Regions from separate parts of the Homo sapiens genome. Here all the other regions are linked to region 2. The links are chromatin contacts, found by Hi-C or POLR2A ChIA-PET in ENCODE. All regions are on one chromosome and are shown on one strand. Each heading gives the region's core, a stretch centred on a gene start or an enhancer-like site at or near the end of the contact. The rest is flanking DNA. Distances are from core to core; before and after follow the strand shown.

What was found. Hi-C counts contacts between places; a loop is a spot of excess contacts on that map. ChIA-PET counts read pairs that join two places held with the same protein, here RNA polymerase II (POLR2A). Pooled maps may share reads with other maps.
Region 1: a loop to region 2 is called in a map of dorsolateral prefrontal cortex, with 7 times the contacts of the local background. The contact joins the promoter of ZFYVE9 here to the promoter of NRDC in region 2. A Hi-C loop is called at or near these places in 1 of 168 maps with a recorded cell type or tissue (dorsolateral prefrontal cortex), 1 of 37 single-sample maps with no recorded cell type and 14 of 50 pooled maps. POLR2A ChIA-PET finds 5 or more read pairs at or near these places in 2 of 52 experiments (HEK293 and activated CD4-positive, alpha-beta T cell).
Region 3: a loop to region 2 is called in a pooled map, with 2.2 times the contacts of the local background. The contact joins the enhancer-like site here to the promoter of NRDC in region 2. A Hi-C loop is called at or near these places in 1 of 168 maps with a recorded cell type or tissue (CD4-positive, alpha-beta T cell) and 3 of 50 pooled maps. POLR2A ChIA-PET finds 5 or more read pairs at or near these places in 2 of 52 experiments (H1 and activated CD4-positive, alpha-beta T cell).

Annotation. Positions count from the first base shown.
Region 1 is chr1:52,140,754-52,144,727 of GRCh38, reverse strand. ZFYVE9 (zinc finger FYVE-type containing 9) reads right to left here and starts at 2,639. Exons shown (of 19, transcript NM_004799.4): 1 at 2,325-2,639. LOC107984956 (collagen alpha-2(I) chain-like) reads right to left here. Exons shown (of 5, transcript XM_047439476.1): 2 at 3,439-3,535; 3 at 3,247-3,293; 4 at 2,325-2,951. RefSeq lists a silencer at 1,980-2,839.
Region 2 is chr1:51,877,389-51,881,326 of GRCh38, reverse strand. NRDC (nardilysin convertase) reads left to right here and starts at 2,600. Exons shown (of 31, transcript NM_001101662.2): 1 at 2,600-3,052. The coding sequence starts at 2,712. RefSeq lists silencers at 358-555, 2,513-2,562 and enhancers at 1,309-1,862, 2,253-2,432, 2,316-2,610.
Region 3 is chr1:51,533,750-51,538,179 of GRCh38, reverse strand. The region is part of intron 1 of EPS15-AS1 (EPS15 antisense RNA 1); the gene reads right to left. It also overlaps a transcript of OSBPL9 not described here. Among named protein-coding and RNA genes, the nearest start is that of EPS15, 17 kb to the right of the region's middle. Within about 2 kb of position 2,968, at least 6 of the 41 ENCODE cell types and tissues checked have a DNase peak (open chromatin) inside an H3K27ac peak, as active enhancers do.

The DNA.
Region 1 (3,974 bases), core at 1,390-3,889, 260 kb before region 2:
CTGTCCCTCAAAATATCACTTTTCTTTCTAAGATTATTTACTACGAAAAATGACATCCTTTGAGCTGGAGCTGCAAGGAAGTAAAAAAAAAAAAAAAAGAAAGAAATGACTATTGCCACTAAAGACTTATAGTTTTGCTAGAAAATAGACACCTTCCTTCGGCTCAGCAAGGTTAGTTAATTTTAAACTTACTGTATCAGTGATTCTCAAACTTTAGTAGGTCTAAGAATCAGGGAGACTGATAAAAATAAAGTTCTTTGGGCCATCGTCATCCCTAGAATTTCAATTCAAGGGACCAAGAATCTGCATATTACATATAATACTTATATATATAACAAGCACTCTCAACTGATTCTAATGTTGGTGGTCTTGAGGGACACACTGAGAACTGTATTCAACTTTTTTTTTTTGAGATGGAGTCTCGCTCTGTTGCCCAGGCTAGAGTCAGTGGCCCAATCTTGGCTCACTGCAACGTCTGCCTCCCAGGTTCAAATGATTCTTGTGCCTCAGCCTCCCGAGTAGCTGGGGCTACAGGTGGGCACCACCATGCCAGCTAATTTTTGTATTTTTAGTAGAGACGGGGTTTCACCATATTGACCAGGCTGGTCTTGAACTTCTGACCTCATGATCCACCCGCCTCGGAGAGGGGCATCTTGCTTACGTTGCCCAAGCAGGACTGGAACTCCTAGGATCAAGGGGTCCTCCCCATTCAGCCTCCCTAGTAGGCCTAGCCATCACACTTTGCCTGAATTAGACTTTTAAAAATCGAGATTAACCTACCCAAATAACTGGTAATGAAGCCAATTTTTAAAAGAAATACTTAAAATCTGACAAAAACAATGCAAGGCTACAGCATCTAACACAGTAGGTCTTCAAAAACGTGTACCATGCCAAACTTTCTCCCTAGATGGAGACCCCATGCTGCATAGAAGGTTAAGTCAGGGATCTTTTAGGTAGTTACCCATATTCTTCTGTTTTAATTGATGAATTCAACATGGTTCCAATGTAATTTAGTAAAATATTTTTACAGGTCTTATACAAATGACAATGTAAAATGGAACAGTCAGATAATTTTAAACCTAATATACAGAAATAATAATTTTAAAAATCACTGTCAGTACGAGCCCATTATAAACCTGTACTGTTTACAATCTGTGAGATTATGGGTGATTTCTCCTATTATTAAATATTTATTAAGAGCCAACATGGTACCTTTCTATAATTCCCAAGTTTTCTACAATAAGCATATTTTTTCATGATTATAAAAGTTTTGCAAGTACCTATAAGTCTTATAACTTTCACATACATAACAGGAAAACAAGAATAACCTGTAATCACATTTCTCACAAAACATAAATATCTGACTTACGGTATCAAACTGTAATCAGTAGCATTTTCAACATTAATATCAGAACAAATCATTTTATTTCTAAAATTTAGCATGTATCCCATTTCCTTCAGGTATTTATTAGGGTAGCTGGCACTTAAAGAGGACTTAAAATCCTTTTGCCAACTATTCTCTGGATCTCTTTAAGTGGAACATTTTTGTACCGAACACTGAAGCATAAAAATATTTCTTCTGGCGGGGTGTGGGGGGCAGACCTTTGTAAAAGACGTTTTTATAACTGTGAGTGTTTATCTACAAAACTTAGCATCGCAAAGATGCGATGGGGCTTTCTCCAAGGCAGACCACGCTTAGAGGCAAGATATAATATAAAGAGGCAGGAATGAGCAACCGGCAGGTGATGAAATTTCACCTCAAATAAGACGCAAAAGGTTGTTCTCGAGCAAGCCAGATCCATGAATGACACTCCAGGAGTAGCAGGGGCTCTCTTGGTCCCGCACTCTCTGCACCCCCAATTCTCACCCTGGCCTTCCTCTCCTCCCCCTTTCCCCGCCACAACCGGGATTCTGAGGGACTCGGTATGGGACGCGTGGAAGCCAAAGCTTGTTTGCAAACAGGCGTCATCTGCCTCCCTCCGGGATGTACGTGCAGGGCCCGGGCTAAGAGGCTGCGCTCGGCCCGGGCCCATGCAAACCCGAAAGGCGGCCGTGCTCCTGCCGGCCCCCAGCTCCACACACCCGGCCGCGCCGGAACCGAGGCCGGAGCGAGGGCTTCCCAACGGCGCGGGGCCTAATCGCCCCCCACGGCCTTCAGCCTCCCGGGGGACGCGGGGAGAAAGGGCTGAGGCCCCAGGACCGCAGGGTGGGGGAGGCGACCGCAGTGGCAGGACGCCCCGTCCGCCCGGCCCGCGGTCTGCCGCCAGGGCCCCCACAGGCGGCGGGAGGCCGGCGAGCCCCGGACCACGCCGCGCCACACTCACCTCGAGCAGCGGCCGCCTCCGCTTCAGCATGGCCACGGGGGTCGTCCCTGAGCCGAAAGCCTCCTCCGGAGGGCACCGGCGCGGCCCCAGGCGCCGCCGCGAAACCTCCCACTCCTGTAGGAGCTGCGGTAGCCGCAGCTGCGGCTGCTACTGCTGCTAAGGCCCGGCACCCGCCCAGCCGCATCGGCGCCCGGGCCGCGGCAGCCACGCGGATCCCGGAGGAGCGCCGCCGAGCCGGGCCGGGGGCGCAAGGCTGCGGCGGGACGACCGAGGTGCGGCAGGCGGGGATCCTCAGCGAAGCCTCCAGCGTCGGGTGGCCGCTCCTGCCGCCGGCGCCGCTGGGCCACAGCGCCCCCTGGACCCCACGTCCGGCTACGGCGTCGGGACTGCGGCGGCCGCGCTGGGCACGAGCCGCAGGGAACGCTAAGGAGCGCGGCCTGGGGGCGGCGAGGGCCCCGTGCTCCCTGCGTAGCCCGCGGCCCGCGGCCGGCCCGGGACTCCGCTTCCCGGGAACCGGAAGCCCCTCAGTTCCCACCAACCCCTGGCGTTCCCCGCCCCCGCCAGACCCGAGCACCTTTTCGTTCTCTCCCGAAGATACGTGAACGTTCTTGTCACTCGGACCCGCACCTGAGAGCAGGAATATAAGGGAATCTCCGTTTGACTCTCACGGTTTCGGGGGTGGCAGGGAGACCCCCTTCTAATTCCTTTAATGCGTCTGGATGAAAGAAGAGTGACCCAGAACAAACCTTTTTTTCAAACATACACACTCGTCTCCCAAAACAGACGAAGGAATTGTCTTTGACCTTAACTTGTTTTTTTATCTACTGTGTAGATCATTAAGAAATTTTCTACAGATATCAACCAAACCCTTAACACCTAAACCACCACCCCCACAAAACAAAAATGAAAAAAAAATACATACATATATATATATGCCAAGCCAGAGAAGAGAATAGCCAACGGGTTGTCCTGAAATTCATAAACAACTTAAAGGTAAGCAAAGAATCACCCATCTTTTACTAACATCCTCTCCCTCCCAACCTCTTCTCTCCCACCTTTCCACCCCTCATCCCAGGCAAATCCTAGTAAGGCTCTGAAGGAAGGAAATTATTACACAGTGGGGGCTATGGAATCATTCTGTTTACAGATGCCCCATATTTGATCCCAGTCAGCCTCTAGGGTGCAAACATCAGAACCAAAAACAAACACGACTGTCAGAGGGGAAGTAGGGAAAGAAAATTCTCCAAATCCTCTGATCCCTAAATTTTCCAAATACACTTTTTTAACAGAGTGGTATACTAGAATGTGTAGTGATTTTGGTGTCAGACACATACCAACACTACCAGTTCCAGTTCTGTCATGTATATATAGCTTTATGACCCTGGGGAAGTTATGTAACATTTTTGAACTTCAGTTTTCTCCTGCCTGCCTTGCTGGTTGTTGAAGATTGGAGATAAAGAGACTGGCCCATAGAAGATACTTAATAAATGTTAGTTACAATTTTTATTGGTTCCAGTTCTTTTTCTTAGGCTCAATTTTGTACTCCTCTGTTTTTGTTTCTCATTCTCTCTCTCTCTCTCTCTCTCTCTGTGTGTGTGTATGTGTGTGTGTATGTGTGTGTGTAACTGTATTTCTGTCAAAAGATAGATG
Region 2 (3,938 bases), core at 1,351-3,850:
AATTAAAAACCACTGCTGTGAGCTAGGTGCAGTAGTTATGCCTATAGTAATCCCAGTGATTTGGGAGGCTGAGGTGGGAGGATGGCTTAAGGCCAGGAGTTTGAGACCAGCCTGGATAGACATAGTGAGAACTCATCTCTAAACAAACAAACAAATAAAACCAACAACAACCCACTGCTCTGAAGAAGAGAAGTCTAGTGGAGTTGCTTAAAGTGGTAAGTTCTTGAAAAGATGTATGGAAACAAACTGGGATATTTTAAACAGTATTTTTCAATTTACCTCATCTACTGCTCCAGTTCAGGTTCCATCATTTTCTACCTGAATCATTGTACCCTTCCTCCCTAACTCCTTATCTTCCTATCCTATACAATTTGTCTTCATTGCATTTATTGTTTTTTGTATATGTGAGACAAAGTAGCAAACATAAGAAGCCATGTCTGCTCATTCTGTTTACCAGCAGAATTTCACAAACTCTCTTGCCAGCAGAATTTCACAGCCTCAGTGACTGCGCACAGCCCTCCAGAATACCCTGAAAATATGCAGGATAGAGCACAAGTTCCCATGTCTCTTGCCTGAATCACTGCATTTTTAGAAAAGATAAATCCAATGATGCTCGACCTTGCCTCTTCCTGTACATTTCTGACAGGATTAATGACTATGCCTCCATAATCTATAAACATGTGTACTCTTCCACCTAAACCTTCATGAGATTTTGCTCTAGTGTAACTCCTGAGTACATTTTTTCTTTTTTATTAGAGACAAGGTCTTGCTCTGTCACCAGGCTAGAGTGCAGAGGCACAATCATAGTTCACTGTAACCTCAAACTCAGGAGTCCCAGCAATCCTTTTAACTCTGCCTCTCCTGTAGCTAGGACTACAGGGATGTTCTACCACGCCTTGCTTTTTTATGTGTGTGTGGAGACAGAGTCTTGATATGTTACACAGGCTGGTTGTAAATGCCTGGCCTCAAGCAATCCTTCTGCCTCAGCCTCCTTAATCACTGGGATTACAGGCCCAGCCTTTCTGAGCACATTTGATTTAACTTCCAAGCACATGCAGAGCGGCCACCACCTGTATAGAAGCTGCGGGCTGAAACACTGCTTTGGAGCAGTCTAAAAAAAAAACTCTCTGACTCTCCCAGGTGGCAGTCCTCAATAAGACTTCTGAAGAAAGCTAACTTGAATTATTTAAAAGCCTGATTTACTTTAGTTTACATATTTTACAGTTCCTTCCCATTAGGATGCAAGCTCCCCCAAGGCAAGGCTTTAAATTTTTGTTGTCGTTGTTTAGACAGGGTCTCACTGTGTCAACCAGGCTGGAGTGCAGTGTTGCAATCACGGCTCACTGCAGCCTCGACCTCCTGGACTCAAGCGTTCCTCCTGCCTCAGCCTCCTGAGTAGCTGGGACCACATGCACGCATCACCAAGCCTGGCTAATTTTAAAAAAGAATTTTGTACAGACGGGGGTCTCACCATGTTGTCCAGGCTGGTACCAAATTCCCAGGCTCAAAGCAATCCTCCCGCTTCGGCCTCCCAAAGTACTAGGATTATAGGTGTGAGCTATCACTATCACGCCCAGCCTAAGGCAAGTTTTGTTTTGTTCATGGTTGTATTCCTTGCATTTGGAACTCAGAAGAGGCCTCGAAAACCTTGAAGATACAGTAACTATCAACACATCTCCCTGCTTCACGTCTTTCCCCGCTCATTCGTATGTATGAGCTATGATCTCTTACCCCATGGTGTCAGTATAGTGCATCTTACTAATTTCAGCTGCTTTTTAGCTTTCATTTATGTTTGTATTTCCGTCACATTTTACATTGCTAACCAAAGACCACTGCTAGCGGGAAAAACTGGGAAAGGAGACTTGAAGGCAGCAGACGCTGCAGCTGCTCGATAAAAATTGGCCGAATTTAACAGGAGGCTGGAGGAGCTAAAAAACGTTTTCACACAGAAGAGTTAGCACATCCAGACTGGTCTTTTTAGCACTTTCTTAGGGCTTGAGGATGAAACCCCACCACTGTCGGGCCGACTGTAGGGTAGAGAAGAGCCAATTAGTATTTGCGGCGCTCGGGAGCAGCGTCCATCCGGCGGGTGTAGGAAAATACTTCCGGCGTTCTGGTTTTTTATGTGCTGAGTCACAGCCGAAGGCTCGCCCCGGGTCTGAGGAGTAGGGTACCCAAACTATGACACGAATGGGAAAATTTAAAACTTTGGAATTAATTCTCTGCACTCGTTTCTCAGTTTTCTCATTAGGGGAATATTTTTCTTTGACACGCGGAGCACTACTCAGTGGTTTCCACAAAACACACTCGTACGTCATAAACGCGCCGGGGGCCCTTCTCCCGTCGTCCTCCGCGCCACTCTCTCCGCTTCTTCTCCCTCGCCCCGCCCACTTTGGGTTTCGAAATGTTCGCTGGCTGTTCCGAGAATCAGTCCGGGTCACGTTGGTGCCTCTCCTTTCCTGTTCTGATTGGTTGCTTACGTGAGCGTGACTACTTTCTTGCCTCATGATTGGCTGAAATCAGTAGCGTCATCGGCGGCCGGGAGGGCGGAGGGACGAGGGAAGTCGGCGAGAGGGAGACTGGGTTGGGGGAGGGGTTCAGGCCTGTTCCCCGCGGCTGCGGCAGCACCAGGGCCGGCCGCCACCGCCTCTAGAACGCGGAGGAGGTGGGTCCTGGGAAGCGGGATGTCCATCGCTCCAGCTTGGTGGTGAATGCTGAGGAGAGTCACTGTTGCTGCAGTCTGTGCCACCCGGAGGAAGTTGTGTGAGGCCGGGCGGGAGCTCGCGGCGCTCTGGGGAATCGAAACGCGGGGTCGGTGCGAAGACTCTGCTGCTGCCAGACCCTTTCCTATTCTGGCCATGCCTGGAAGGAACAAGGCGAAGTCTACCTGCAGCTGCCCTGACCTGCAGCCCAATGGACAGGATCTGGGCGAGAACAGCCGGGTTGCCCGTCTAGGAGCGGATGAATCTGAGGAAGAGGGACGGAGGGGGTCTCTCAGTAATGCTGGGGACCCTGAGATCGTCAAGTCTCCCAGCGACCCCAAGCAATACCGGTGAGGGAGGAGGCTTGCAATGGGGAGGCGAACAGTGTGCCGGCTTCTCTGTCGGTGCCGCCGTCACTTCTTGTCTCCATGTCTCCCAATGGAGCAACAGGGCACACTTTCCACCCCAAATGCTTCCTTGGGTGGAGGTGGCAAGCGTGATTAGAGGCTTCCCTGTGGTGTCAGCTGGGCAAGTGGGAGATCTTGGGTTGTAAGACGTCAGAATGGGAGAAGCTTTTCGAGTCATTTGAATACAGTCGCTAAAGCAAGAATGAAGGTTTCTTTGAGGAACGCAGCCTGAATGGTGAGGGAGTCTTGGTATTATGTTACCAGGAAAGGTTGACGGAGTTGGATACTTTAATTTGGAGGACAGGATATTTAAGGGGCATATTATCACTATCCAAAATATTTGAGGGACACTTAAGTGATAGGTGAAACTAGTGGACGAAAGTTACCAGAGGATGGTGTGGCTTCAGTAAAGTAACTTTGCATCATATTTGGCCTAAGTTGAAGTGACTTGTTTCCATGGGTAGTTCTCCATTACCAAAACGGTTGGGCGACCTCGTCCAGGAATATATTAGAGAGGGCTTAGGTCTCAGTTGGGTGAGTTGTAAGGTTTCTTCTAACCTTGAAATTCTCTACTTTTGGTTTGTACAGGAGTTCTCTAAACATTTCTAATAATTGGTGATTCAGTCCCCACCTGAGTATTTTCCTTCAGAGGTAGCTTATTTCATGGAGTATCATGACTATGATGTATCTTGCGTGTGTGTGTGTGCGTGTGTGTTTTAATAAGAGTCTGGGTCTTGCGATGTTGCCCAGGCTAATTTCAAACTCCTGGGCTTAGGGAATCCTCCTGTCTTGGCCTCCCAAAGTACTGGGATTACAGGCGTGAGCCACT
Region 3 (4,430 bases), core at 1,719-4,218, 340 kb after region 2:
GCTGGGATTACAGGCATGCACTACCATGCCCGGCTAAATTTTGTATTTTTTAGTAGAGATGGGGTTTCGCCATGTTGGCCAGGCTGGCCTCGAACTCCTGACCTCAAGTGATTTGCCCGTCTTGGCCTCCCAAAGTGCTGAGATTACAGGCATGAGCCACCATGCCCAGCCTATATCATAATTTTAAACAAATGAATAAAGACATTGATGTTGTTGAGAGCCAGAGTTCTTACTGTGGGAAAAGGGAGATGCAAATAAGGAATAGGAGAAAGAACCCTGTGGTGTTAAATTGGAATTAAAGTATCAGTAATGAATTATTAATTTAAAATGGTTGACCAGAGCTGGGTGCAGTGGCTCATGCTTGTAATCCCAGCACTTTGGGAGGCCAAAGTAGGAGGTTCACTTGAGGCCAGGAGATTGAGACCAGCCTGGGCAACATAGTGAGACCCCATCTCTATAAAGAATTTAAAAATATTAGCTGAGTGTAGTGGCGTGTAGTCCTAGCCTATTCCAGGGGCTGAGGTGATCTCAGGAGTTCATATCTGCAGTGAGCTATGATAGCATCACTGCACTCCAGTCTGGGCAACAGAGTGAGACCCTGTCTCTGTTAAAAATAATTATAATAATAATTAAACAAAATTAGGTTACTATTTTTCCCCTTTGGCTCTGTTTACTAAAATGGCCTAGAAGCAATTACACTCCAATAGGAATGAGCACATCTGATGCCCAAATCTTGGTTTCTAAATACCATTCCCCACTAAAGAGTAGCTCTTTGGAGAAATGGCTGATTTTCAGGACTAGGCAGTGAAAGTACAAGATAAGCCTGGAACATCTTATTATGCCAGAAAGCAAGGAGGTGTTAAAAAAAAGTGATGAAGACATGTCAAAAGGACACAGGAGCTAGTTTGAAGAGGCTCTCATTGGCCAAACCTGGGACAAGTTGAACATTTAAAAAATAATAAGGGTAATGTTTATAACTCATTAAATAAATTAAGAATACATTAGTTTATACTCATGATAATAATTAGAGAGAAGGAAACCTTCTTGCTTACAGTAGAATGCCAACTAAAAAATGTAGATGGAATGATAGAAGTAGAAAATCACCAGTTTGCAACTATCACAGTAATTGATTCAGACAAGAATTATCAATGAGTGTTGAAACCATTGGGCAAAAGTTTGAAGAGGAACAGGATATTTACATAGTTTCAAAGTCCCTCTCTACAGATTACCATTACTTACACAGGAAAAAATACTCTACAGTGAAGAAATCTGGTAGATACCACCTTAATCCGCTGATCAAAGTGAACACCATCAATAATGGGACCAAGTGACACCACGTTTCTCCCCATATGATGCACTGAGAAGGACACAACATCATATAACTAGGATTTCTTCCTGGAAAAATATGTAAATCCCTTCATGAGAAAACATGAGACAAAGCCAAACAGGGGGAGACACTACAGAACACCTGGCCAGTACTCTTTAAAAATGTGAATATCGTGAATAATAGTGAAAGACTGGGGAACTATTCTAGATTAAAGGACACTAAAGAGTTATAACAGGCTAGGTGTGGTGGCTCACACCTGAAATTCCAGCACTTTGGGAAGCAGAGACAGGAAGATCACTTTGAGGCTGAGAATTATAGGCCAGTCTGGGCAACATAACGAGACCCCACCTCTACAAAAATAATTTTTTAAAAAATTAGCCAGGCATAGTGGTGCGTGCCTGCGGTACTAGCTAGCTAGTCTGGAAGCAGGGGTGGGAGGATCGCTTGAGCCCAGGAATTCAAGGTTGTAAGTGAGCTGTAATTGAACCACTGCCCTCCAGCCTGGGTGACAGAGCGCGATCCTGTTTCTAAAAAATAATAATTAAAAGAAAAAAAACCTTTTTAAAAGTCATGACAGTTAAGTATAATGCATTACCTGGATCAGGCACTGGATCAGAACCTGATGGGGGAAAATACTGCTATATAGGACATTATCAGGCCAATTAGTGAAATTTGAGTATGGACTGTATATAAGCACTATGTCAATTTAAAATTTCTGGATTTGATTGTCATACTGAGTGGGTATGTAGGTATATAAGAGAATGTCCTTTTCTCAGAAAATACACATTGAAATATTTAAGGTATTAGGGGTAACTACTGCAATTCAAATGGCTCAGGAAAAAATATACATATCCATGTATATGCATGTAGGCATATGCCCACACATGAGAACTTCTGGGGCATCTGGGAATTCTTTGTAATATTTCTGCAGCTCTTCTGCAAGTTTGAGATTATTTCAAAGTAAAAAGTTAAAAAATAAAGTGTAAAGGTGGGCACGGTGGTTCATGCCTGTAATCCCAGCACTTTGGTAGACAAGGGCGGCGGGGTGGGGGGTTAACATTTGAGGTCAAGAGTTCGAGACCAGCCTGGCCAACATGGTGAAACTCTGTCTCTACTAAAAATATAAAAATTAGCCAGGTGTGGTGGCATCCTCCTATAGTCCCAGCTACTTGGGAGGCTGAGGCAGGAGAATCACTTGAACCCATAGGCAGAGGCTGAAATGAGCCAACATCAGCCCAATGCACTCCAGCCTGGGCGACAGAGTGAGATTATTATTTTGTTTTTAAAAAAAAATAAAAAGTAATAATAATAATAAAGCATAGATGAAGAAATAGAAACAGTATGGAGATAACTCTTTAGAAAATTTCACTGTGAATGGGAGCAGAGAAATGGAGCCAAAAATAGAGTCAGGGTCATAAGATAGCTCTTTAAAGACAGAAGAAACTAGGTTTGTTCACTGATCAGAGAACCAAGGTGGACTTCAGTCTCTCCCTTTCAAGACGAGGGGCTTAGATCAGACATCCTGTAAGGGCCTTTCCACCTCAGGCCCTTTGTGACTCTATGACTCTCCTACCCTCTCCTAGATGCCTAGAGTTCTTCTGAAAACATGTTTTATTCCTTAAACTGCAACCAGGAAAAGACATTTGGGCCACCACCACTTGAGGGCAGTAGAAAATGATGCTGCACGCAATTTGGTGGTTTTATTGTTTTGGCTGCTGGAAGAAAACAAAGGCCTTCACATGATTTACCCTCAAATGTCTTAGGGCAAATAAAGGTCCCGTGAACACACCACTTTTTCCAAATGTTTTAAACAAGAAAAGCCCAAGATAAGTTATAACAGGGGGTTGAGGAGTAAGAGGGTGAGAGGGTCTCACATCTTGAAAAAAGCTGGCACATACTGTAAGTTTAATAAAGAATAACTGATAACAGAAAAATTAGAGCCTGTCAGAATTGAAAGGGATCCTAGAGGAGGATGAATAGAGCCCCTTCGTTTTATAGGCAGGACCCTGGGTCCAGAGGAGAGAAGGGGCTTGCCCAAAGACACAGTGACATGGTAGAGAAATTAATGGTTTCAATACTTATCTGGCTAGCCTGTGAAGAGAGAGATTCTGATATTTTCAAATGACATAATAAACGTCACTTGCAAAAAGCGTGGCCCCATCACTGGTATTGGTACTGAGTTCTGAAAACACTGTGACAACACAGTTGTGAGGCTGTGTCTCTTGTGGCTTCCTCTCCCTGGGAGGATCTGACTGTTCACCTTTAATTCTTATCCACTTCAACGGGTCTGAATGCCCTGGACAGCATAGTTCTGATCCTATCCAACCCACTCCTCACCCCTTTCTGAGAGGAGCTTCAGACTGCTGAGGGATCTTAGACTTTCCTACCAACATCAGGGGATGAAGTTGAAGGCCATTTGGAAAAAAAAGTGAATGAGCATGTGACAGAACATTATTTGGAAAGAAACAACATTATCATTGCCATAGAGGGGAGATGATCTTAAAAAGACAATCAGAAAATCCAAAGCATAAAACTTCCCTAATATGACTTAAGGACATGATGGAGAATAAAATTACTAGACTGTTCAAAACAAAAAAACCAGTATGACTTCATAACATGATAAACAGCTGGGAGCATTTTTTTTTTTTTGAGATGTAGTCTCACTCTATCGCCCAGGCTGGAGTGCAGTGGCACGATCTCAGCTCACTGCAAACTCCTCCTCCCGGGTTCAAGTGATTCTTGTGCCTCAGCCTCCTGAGTAGCTGGGACTACAGCATGTGCCACCACTCCCCGCTAGTTTTTATATTTTTAGTAGAGATGGGGTTTCACCATGTTGGTCAGGCTAGTCTCGAACTCCTGACCTCATGATCCACCTGCCTCGGCCTCCCAAAGTGCTGGGATTACACGTGTGAGCCACTGCGCCCAGTCAGCATCAATTATTTAGAATAATAACCTCTAACCCCTAACCTCAGTATTATCTATTCCTCTGCAAAAAAAAAAAAAAAAAGAAAGAAAAAAGAAAAAACAAAAGAAAAAAAAATGCCCAGGCATTAGCCTGGCATTCAAAAATCCCTTGCCTGTTCCAGATAATTTTCTAGTCTCA